Linked DNA regions of Homo sapiens: region 1 is linked to region 2. A link is an interaction called in ENCODE POLR2A ChIA-PET data of the cell type or tissue named here. Cell type or tissue: GM12878. All regions are shown on one strand. Each heading gives the region's core, and the rest is flanking DNA. Links, peaks and the distances in the headings are about the cores only. Region 1 overlaps FKBP5 (FKBP prolyl isomerase 5). Region 2 overlaps ZNF76 (zinc finger protein 76).

Evidence for each region. Peaks named below come from ENCODE experiments on the same cell type or tissue, not always from the same donor. Only the 100,000 strongest peaks of a DNase experiment are listed, where the experiment ranks them.
Region 1: POLR2A ChIA-PET joins it to region 2 with 5 read pairs; 2 of 35 experiments call an interaction of 5 or more read pairs at or near these places.

Annotation. Positions count from the first base shown.
Region 1 is chr6:35,634,660-35,639,004 of GRCh38, forward strand. FKBP5 (FKBP prolyl isomerase 5) reads right to left here. Exons shown (of 11, transcript NM_004117.4): 3 at 2,355-2,499. Among named protein-coding and RNA genes, the nearest start is that of MIR5690, 28 kb to the right of the region's middle. In GM12878, for the core only: no CTCF peak of the experiment used is centred there; no DNase peak of the experiment used is centred there.
Region 2 is chr6:35,262,630-35,266,977 of GRCh38, forward strand. The region is part of intron 1 of ZNF76 (zinc finger protein 76); the gene reads left to right. Among named protein-coding and RNA genes, the nearest start is that of ZNF76, 5.1 kb to the left of the region's middle. In GM12878, for the core only: no CTCF peak of the experiment used is centred there; no DNase peak of the experiment used is centred there; H3K4me3 peaks cover 1,570 bases; H3K27ac peaks cover 1,565 bases.

The DNA of each region.
Region 1 (4,345 bases), core at 1-4,000, 370 kb after region 2:
GAAGGACAAGGGAATGAAGTCCACACATAGCCATGGTGGTGAATAGGGGGAATACTTCTTTTTTCCCTAATCTAGGAACAAACTACAGTTGCTTGTCTGTGGCAGACAAGAATAAAAGATGTAACTCAGCCACCAACTTCCAATAAGCCACATGTTCTACAAAGTTTAATTTGATGTATGGGCTATTATTCCTACAAGATTAAAAAATAAGAACATTAAATGAACTAAAGACATTTAACAGCATTTGAGGCCAGGTGTGGTGGCTCATGCCTATAATCCTAGCACTTTGGGAGGCTGAGGCGGGCAGATTGCTTGAGCCCAGGAGTTCAAGACTAGCCTGGGCAACATGGTGAAACCCTGTCTCTACAAAAAAAAAAAAAAAAAAAAAATTAGGCTGGGCATGGTGGCTCATGCCTGTAATCCCAGGTGTTTGGGTGGGCTGAGGTGGGCGGATCACTTGAGGTGAGGAGTTCATGGCTAGCCTGGCCAACATGGCAAAGCCCCATCTCTACAAAAAACACAAAAATTAGCCAGGCGTGGTGGTGTACGCCTGTAGTCCCAGCTACTTGGGGGGCTTAGGCATGATAATCTTGCTTGAACCTCGGAAGTGGAGGCTGCAGTGGGCCGAGATGGTGCTACTACACTCCAGCCTGGGCAACAGAGCGAGCCAGACATGGTGGCATGCACCTGTATTCCCAGCTATTTGCGGGGCTGAGTTGGGAGGATCACTTGAGCCTGAGAGGTTGAGGCTACAGTGAGCCGGCCCGGGTGACAGATCGAGACCCTGTCTCAAAAAAAAAAGGCATTTGAAAATAATTTAGTAAAAATCATACTTAATACTTGAAAATAGTAGTTCTCAACCTTTTTTCCTCAGGACCCCTTAACATCTTAAAAATTGAGGACTCCAAAGAACTTGTTTATTTGACATATCTACTGAGATTTAGTAAAAAAGTAGTTATTTAATAATTCATTTTAGAATAACCCCATGTTAATATAAGTAATTTAATTTTGTACAAAGTATTTGTATATTTTGTATTTTCCAAAATAAAAAAAAAATTAGTGAGACGAGTGTCATTGTTTTAGAATGTTATACATGTGGAAATGTGTTTGACTTGTAACACGAGACAACCAGATTCTCCTATTTCTGCATTCATCTGTTGCAATTTTGGTTGAAGTACATAGAGAAGAAAATCCAAACCCACAAAGATAGATAGTTGAAAAGGGTAGGAGCCCTTTAACAACCTTTTAGATAATTGTGAATATAATTATCTGATACTACATCAAAACTGTACAACTTGTAAGATTCATAAAAGTCAATTACAATGTGGAAACTGAAAGTGTATCAGTGAACTTTTCATACTGTTACATTAAAATCTGTTGGTCTAACTTTGAATGAATTGTTTATTCACACATGATCTTGTAACATCTTGCATTGGTCACTGAGAAAATATTCATTCTTAGTTATACAGATCTTCCAAATGTGGACACATTTCATTGTATATTTAAAACCACATTCATTAATACCCACCAATCTCATCAGAAAAGTCTTCGGAAGCTGTCAAGCCCACAGTGGCAAATAAGCCCACAGTGGCAAATAGGAGTTCTCCTAAACTATAATTTTTACTTGAAAACTTAATGGCAAAAAACATTGTCAGTTGTTTTTCCTTGAAGTGACAGACTTACTCCATTCATTCTCAGAAAAACACCTGCCAAATACTGAATCAAGTCTGCATAATCAGATTTGCCCTTTCAAGTAAAAATGGTATCTCATGAAATAAATGCAGTTAGTTCAGATCTCAACTAAAACAAGAGCACAAGTACTTTTCCTTGAGACAACCATCATACTTTGGGGGACAGAAGTGCTCTACACGTGCTTCCCTTTCTGTCACAGAATATCAAAGTGATGTGAAACTCAAAGATTGGGTTTCAATAAAACTAATAATTTTTACTGCTTTATCAGGACATTTTTACGTGAAACTAGCTTTTTCCCTTATGTAAATAGTGAAGGAGTGGCAGTGGAAAATACCATGACTACTGGAACAGCTGGTTACCACTGCCTTGATTTGTGTTAAGGAACCAGCAGTTTTTTTACAACTGCAGCTTTTGTACCATCAGTGCAAATAAATGTCAATACAGTAAAATGGCAAATAATATCTTAGTATTGTTATGAAAATAAATGACATTTGGGACCCCCTAAAAAGATCTCAGAGAGCCCTAGGGATTCTCAGACCATTCTTTGAGTACTACTACTCTAAAATTTCTTTACTTTTAGAAAGGATAGAATCCTCTGCTCCTATATATTACAAATAGTAATAAAGCTAAGTAAAACACAACTCAAAAAAATACCCTCTTACCTTTGCCAAGACTAAAGACAAATGGTTCATTTCTATCATGACTGGAATCAAACTTCTTTCCATTTGACAATTTTCCTTTGTAATGGACATAAACTTTGTCTCCAATCATCGGCGTTTCCTCACCATTCCCCACTCTTTTGACAATCTAGAAAAGACAAACATTAAGAAAAAGGAGGTCAAACTTTTTACTTGTAATCAGAGAATAAAAAGGTCACACAGTCCATCCCAAGACATCCAGGCAGATATGCAAATATACTATTATCCATTCTTTCTAATGCCTCCCTTCATTCCTCACAATAACTCATTGTTAGAAAACTGTCCTTTACCAACTTGTCTTTTATGTTATATCTACTTTTATTGCTAATCGCACTATTTATTCCTTCAAAGAATTAACCAATAAATCCTGTTCATTGGTTTAATGCCCTATATTTTGACAGTAAACTCTTTTTTTTTTTTTTTTTTTTTTTTGAGACGGAGTCTTGCCCTGTCGCCCAGGCTGGAGTGCAATGGCACGATCTCGGCTCACTGCAACCTCTGCCTCCCAGGTTGAAGCAATTCTCCTGCCTCAGCCTCCCGAGTAGCTGGGATTACAGGCGTGCGCCTCCGTGCTCAGCTAATTTTTGTATTTTTAGTAGAGATGGGGTTTCACCATGTTGGCCAGGCTGGTCTCGAACTCCTGACCTCGTGATCCACCCGCCTCAGCCTCCCAAAGTGCTGGGATTACAAGCATGAGCCACCGCGCCCGACACTAAACTCTCTAACACAGGCTTGTGAGCTAGTCCATATACACACGGACTTAGACCAGAAAGAATGGTGGACTTTTAAAATATTCAAAAAGAAGCTTAAGCAAAGCTTCAAAGGTGTAATTTTATTTCCCTCCTTTGCTAAAAACATTAGCTCCTGACTAGATTCTGCTTGTTTATTTTCAGAAAGCCCAATTTCCTGGTAAAACAGGTTACATTTCCTATTATTTGAAACATAGTCTATCTGTAAAAAACATGAGTATCATTGCACTGCTTGATATGATACTGAATAACTTGTTTTCTAGTAAAGTATTTAACTACTGTAAAATCCAGTGTATTTATTTTGTTCTTGGCAGAGCAAGCTGCTAATGTATTTGGTCAGTTCTGGGAAAAGAAAATCAAACCCAGGTGTGTGATGGTGTAATTTGTTAATTTGTAATCTATGCCAAATTAATCATTTTTGGTAGATAACAGAGGATGGTAGCTAACATCTGATGAACATCTTTTTGGGGAAGGAGTTTGCTTTGAGTTTTATTTAAATAATTCGATTATTTGCTCCTAAATTCTTTTTTTACAAGTATACCGTCCACCTAACATAAATATCACATAAACACTGTGAACTTAAATTCCACAGCTTTCTTAACTCAAAAGCCCAAACATCTTTATTTTATTTTTTGAGACAGGGTCTTGCTCTTTTACCCAGGCTAGAGTGCATGCGGTGGTACAATCATAGCTCACTGTAGCCTCTATCACTCAGCTCAAGTGATCATCCCACCTCAGCCTCCCGAGTAGCAGAGACTACAGGCACATGCCACCACGCCTGGCAAATTTTTTTATTTTTAGTAGAGATGAGATCTTGCTACATTGCCCAGGCTGGTTTGGAACTCCTGAGTTCCAATGATTCTCCCGCCTCAGCCTCCTAAAGTGCTGAGATTACTGGTATAAGCTATCGCACCCAGCCCCAAATATTCTTTAAAGGCAAAGAAACACTACTGCCCTTCTAGGACTTCAAAAGAAAAAAAAAGTCTCAAAACATTAATCTAAAAGATATTACACAATATTCTACAAGTGCTCATGTTCACGAACTGCATGTGGTATTTGGGAGGCTATGCTCAACTGTAAGCCTCACGTGGAAGGAATCTGCATTTCTAGGACTATAAACAGTAACTGGGCATGTGGGATGAATGGCTACCAGAGAGTCAGAGAGCCATCCACACCAGCAAGTGGTACTATGGTATCACTTCAGGC
Region 2 (4,348 bases), core at 349-4,348:
ATTTTTTAGTCTCAGTGTTCTACTCCCACCACCCCACCTTCTGCCATCCTCAGCCACATTCTGTGACCTGAAACCTTCATATAATTTGTCCTTCATTTAGTGACCTCTTGATGTGACTAGCTTCAATGGAATCGGCTCCTTCCATCCCAGCATGAAGCAATCCTGTATAACTTGCACACCCTCCCATTCTAAGGCCTCTCCTCTCATACCCTTGCCCAGTATCCTGTGAGATCCTGCCTCTCAGATTCCTCCCTCACCTTTTCAAACCCGGATTGTCTTTCACCCTTCCACAGGGCCTCCTCTTCCTGCCTTCCTCTTATTTGTCCCCTCAGCCATCCTCACCTCACCAATCTTGATAATTGATTACAATATAAATCTCCCTTCCATCTCAGGTCTGCTCCTTTCTTCCTCCACTCTCTTGTGCATCTATCTCCAGGGCCATGCGTATGCCCCTGCTGCTTTCAGCTCTGCTTCCTTCATATGCTGCACTGTTCCACCAAACTTCATCAGTCTCTTCGGTTTATCCAGAGAACTACACTCTTCTCTGGGAACTTCTGATGACTTCTGATAATAGATCACCAAAGGATCTTGGTTTTTTAGAGGGCAGGGAGAGAGCCCTTTGAAGTCCTTCAGAATCAATCTAGCTGTGTCTCCTGGACACCCTCCCACTATCCTATCCTGTTATGAAGCTGCTTGCTGTATATGCCCTCAGAGTAGAATGCTTTGGGTGTCAGCTTCTGCAGGCACTGAATTAGCCCCATTGTTTTCCAAGCCCTGGGAAAACTTGATAATCCCCAACCACTGAAGTCTGAAGAGTCAGTAGCAAAATGTGACATCAAAGATCCACATCCAAAAGTCTATTCTGTGGGTCACCAAATTCCCAGGTCTCTTATAATGTACTTATTGGCTGTGCAGCAATAAATACAGCAGAAACTAAAACTAGAGTTGAGGAAAGGGTATACCCTGGGTTCTACAACTGCTGTGGGTGGATTTTAAAAAGGAGTTCTTGCCTTAGATTTGTTTACTTAGGGCACAGAACTTATTCTGCCTTGTATTTGAGTTATTTGTGTACTTTTCTCAACCCCACTCTGTGAGCTCTGTGAGAACAGAGACTAGGTTTTCTTTTTTCTTTTCTTTTCGAGATGGAGTCTTACTCTGTCACCCAGGCTGGAGTGCAGTGGTGCAGTCTTGGCTCACTGCAACCTCCTCCTCCTGAGTTCAAGTGATTCTCACACCTCAGCCTCCCAAGTAGCTGGTGTTACAGGCGCCTGCAACCATGCCCAGCTAATTTTTGTATTTTTAGTAGAGACAGGGTTTCACCATGTTGGCCAGACTGATCTCTAACTCCTGACCTCAGGTGATCCACTCGCCTCAGCCTCCCAAAGTGCTAGGATTACAGGCATGAGCCACTGCACCTGGCTGGTTTTCTTTATCTTCTGTCTTCATCTCTTCCCTCACATTTAGCAGGTAGTCAGTACTTACCTGTTGGATTAAATTAACTCACTCAGAAATTCTGCATCAGGTGTACAAAAGTAAAAGCAGTTCATGTCTACATTCATTTTGTGGACACAACACCCCTCCCCAAAGTTCTCCAAACATGATAATGGGCATGTCCCTTGATTTAAACGTCGGTAATTTAGACACTTCCTTTTTTAGTCATTGCTCGGGTGGGGGAATGGGTGTAAGTGCTTTTCTTTTTCTACTGTATTTCTGGTAAGATAGGTTGTTTGACGCAGTTGCTCAAATACAGTGGTAACAGCATCAGGGGCTGTCTTATATAAATCTGTTCTCAAGAAAACAGCTAGTTTGAAATATTTAGTGTGGGTTGCAGAGACGATTAAGGAACAGAGGAAACCAAGGAGGCAAAATGTTGGTAATTTTTGAAGTTGGATAATGGGTTCAAGAGGTTCATTATACCATTCTTTCCATTTTTGTGTATGTTGGAAATCCATTATAAAAAGATTAAAGGCAGGGGCAGCTAGGTGAACAAGTGCAAATTTAGCACTGTTCCTTGGAAAACACCTCAGAGCAAATGAGCTACTGTTTCTGAATCAGTACTGTTATCTAGGTTAAGTAGTATATTTAGTCCTAACCTTTCTCTGACCTCTTCTGTTTGTGAGATATCAGGATGCTAAATTTAAAAATTAGCACCCTGCAGAATTCTGTACCTAGTGGCCTGGGAATTGTAACATCCTGGCATCAAGCACCTGTTGCACTGCTTCTCAGCTTAGGTATGGTTTCTGGTGGAATAGGGCTGGACTGGACCTGAGAAGAGGGTGAGGCAGTAAGGAGGAAAGAGGGACTGAGGGCTGGAGAGAGACCAGAGCTCTACTAGGGTCTTCCCCTTCTTGCCTAAAGGTTTCAAGTTACTGGGAGATCCTAAAGGTATATATATTCATTCATTCACTGATTCATTCATCCCACAAATATTTGGTGAATATCTGCTGTGTGCCAGGTACTTTTCTAGGTACTGGGAATAGAGCAGTGAGCTCACTGTTTGAGGAATGGACAGGGTAGAGACAGACAATAAACAAATAAGTAAAATATATATTGAGAAAATTAAGCAGAGAAGGGAGATAGAAAGTGCCAGGAGTAGGCCAGGTGCAGTGGCACACACCTGTAATCCCAGCACTTTGGGAGGCTGGGTTGGGTAGATAACATGAGGCCAGGAGTTTGAGACCAGCCTGGCCAACATGGCGAAACCCCAGCTCTACTAAAAATACAAAAATTAGCCAGGCGTGGTGGCAGGCACCTGTAATCCCAGCTACTCGGGAGGCTGAGGCACGAGAATCACTTCAACCCAGGAGGCAGAGGTTGCAGTGAGCTGAGATCACGCTGCTGCACTCCAGCCTGGGCGACAGAGCGAGACTCTGTCTCAAAAAAAAAAAAAAAAGAAGAAGAAGAAGAAGAAAATGCCAGGATTCTGGGTGTTAAAATTTTAAATAGGGTAGTTGAAGAGGTTCCCACTAAAAAGGTAACATTTGAGCAAAGACCTGAAGGAAGTTAGGGGGTAAGTCAAGCATACATCTAGGGGAAATTTATTCCAGTCAGGAAGAACAGCAAACACAAAGGCCCTGAGGCAGGAATGTGCCCTATATATTCAAGAAACATGAGGAAGCCAGCCAATACGGCTGCAGTATATTAGTGAGAGAAGAAATGGCAGATGTTGCGGTGGGGGTGAATTGGGGGCAGATCACACAGGCCACTGGCTTGTAGTGTGAGTTGTGAGTGAGATGGTAGCCATTAGAGAATTCTAGGCAGATAAATAACATGGCCTGACATATTGAAAAGGTCATTGTGGCTGCTGTGTTGAGAATAAGCTATAACGGGGCAAAAATGGAAGGAGAGAAACTGGTTAGGAGGCTACTACAATAGTCTAAACAAGAGAAGTTGGTGGCTTGAACCCAAGGTGAAGCAATGGAAAGGTGAGAAGTGGTTGGCTTCTGGATGTATTTGGAAAGGAGCCAACAGGATTTGCTGATGGACTGGATGTGATATATAAAAGAAATAGCAGTTGAGGGTGGCTACAATTTTTTTTTTTTTCAAGACATCTCGCTCTGTCGCCCACGGTGGAGTGCAGTGGCGTGATCTCAGCTCACTGCAACCTCCGCCTCCTGGGTTCAAGTGATTCTTCTGCCTCAGCCTCCTGAGTAGCTGGGACTACAGGTGCATGCCAGCGCACCCGGCTAATTTTTGTATTTTTAGTAGAGATGGGGTTTCACCATATTTGCCAGGCTGGTCTCAAACTCCTGAACTCGTGATCTGCCTGGCTCCCACATTTTTGGCCTAAGTAACAAAATGGTAAAATTCCCATCTACTGAAATTGGGGAGCCTGGAAGGAGGGCAGGTTGTTAGAAGGAGGAGATAAGGAATTCACTCTTGAACATGTCAAGTTCGAAGTGTTTTTTGGATATCAAAGTCGAGATGTTGAGTAAGCAGCTGGATATTCAAGTCTTTTGGAGCCTAGGAAATGTCTACTCTCAGGAAATAAAAGAACACCATCACCTGGCAAGAGACAGCGGAGTATGGGAAGAACACTGGTGGTCAGGTGTTAGGCCCTGCTCTGCCACCAGGTAGCTATGTGATCCTTTGGGACTCCTCTGGCAACGCAGGCCTCTGTCTCTTCATCTGCAAAATGACTGCTTTATTTTATTTTATTGTCTATTTCTTTTTTTTTTTTTTTTTTTTTTGAGACGGAGTCTCGCTCGTCACCCAGGCTGAAGTGCAGTGGCGCCATCTCGGCTCACTGCAAGCTCTGCCTCCCGGGTTCACGCCATTCTCCTGCCTCAGCCTCCTGAGTAGCTGGGACTACAGGTGCCCACCACCGCGCCCGGCTAATTTTTGTATT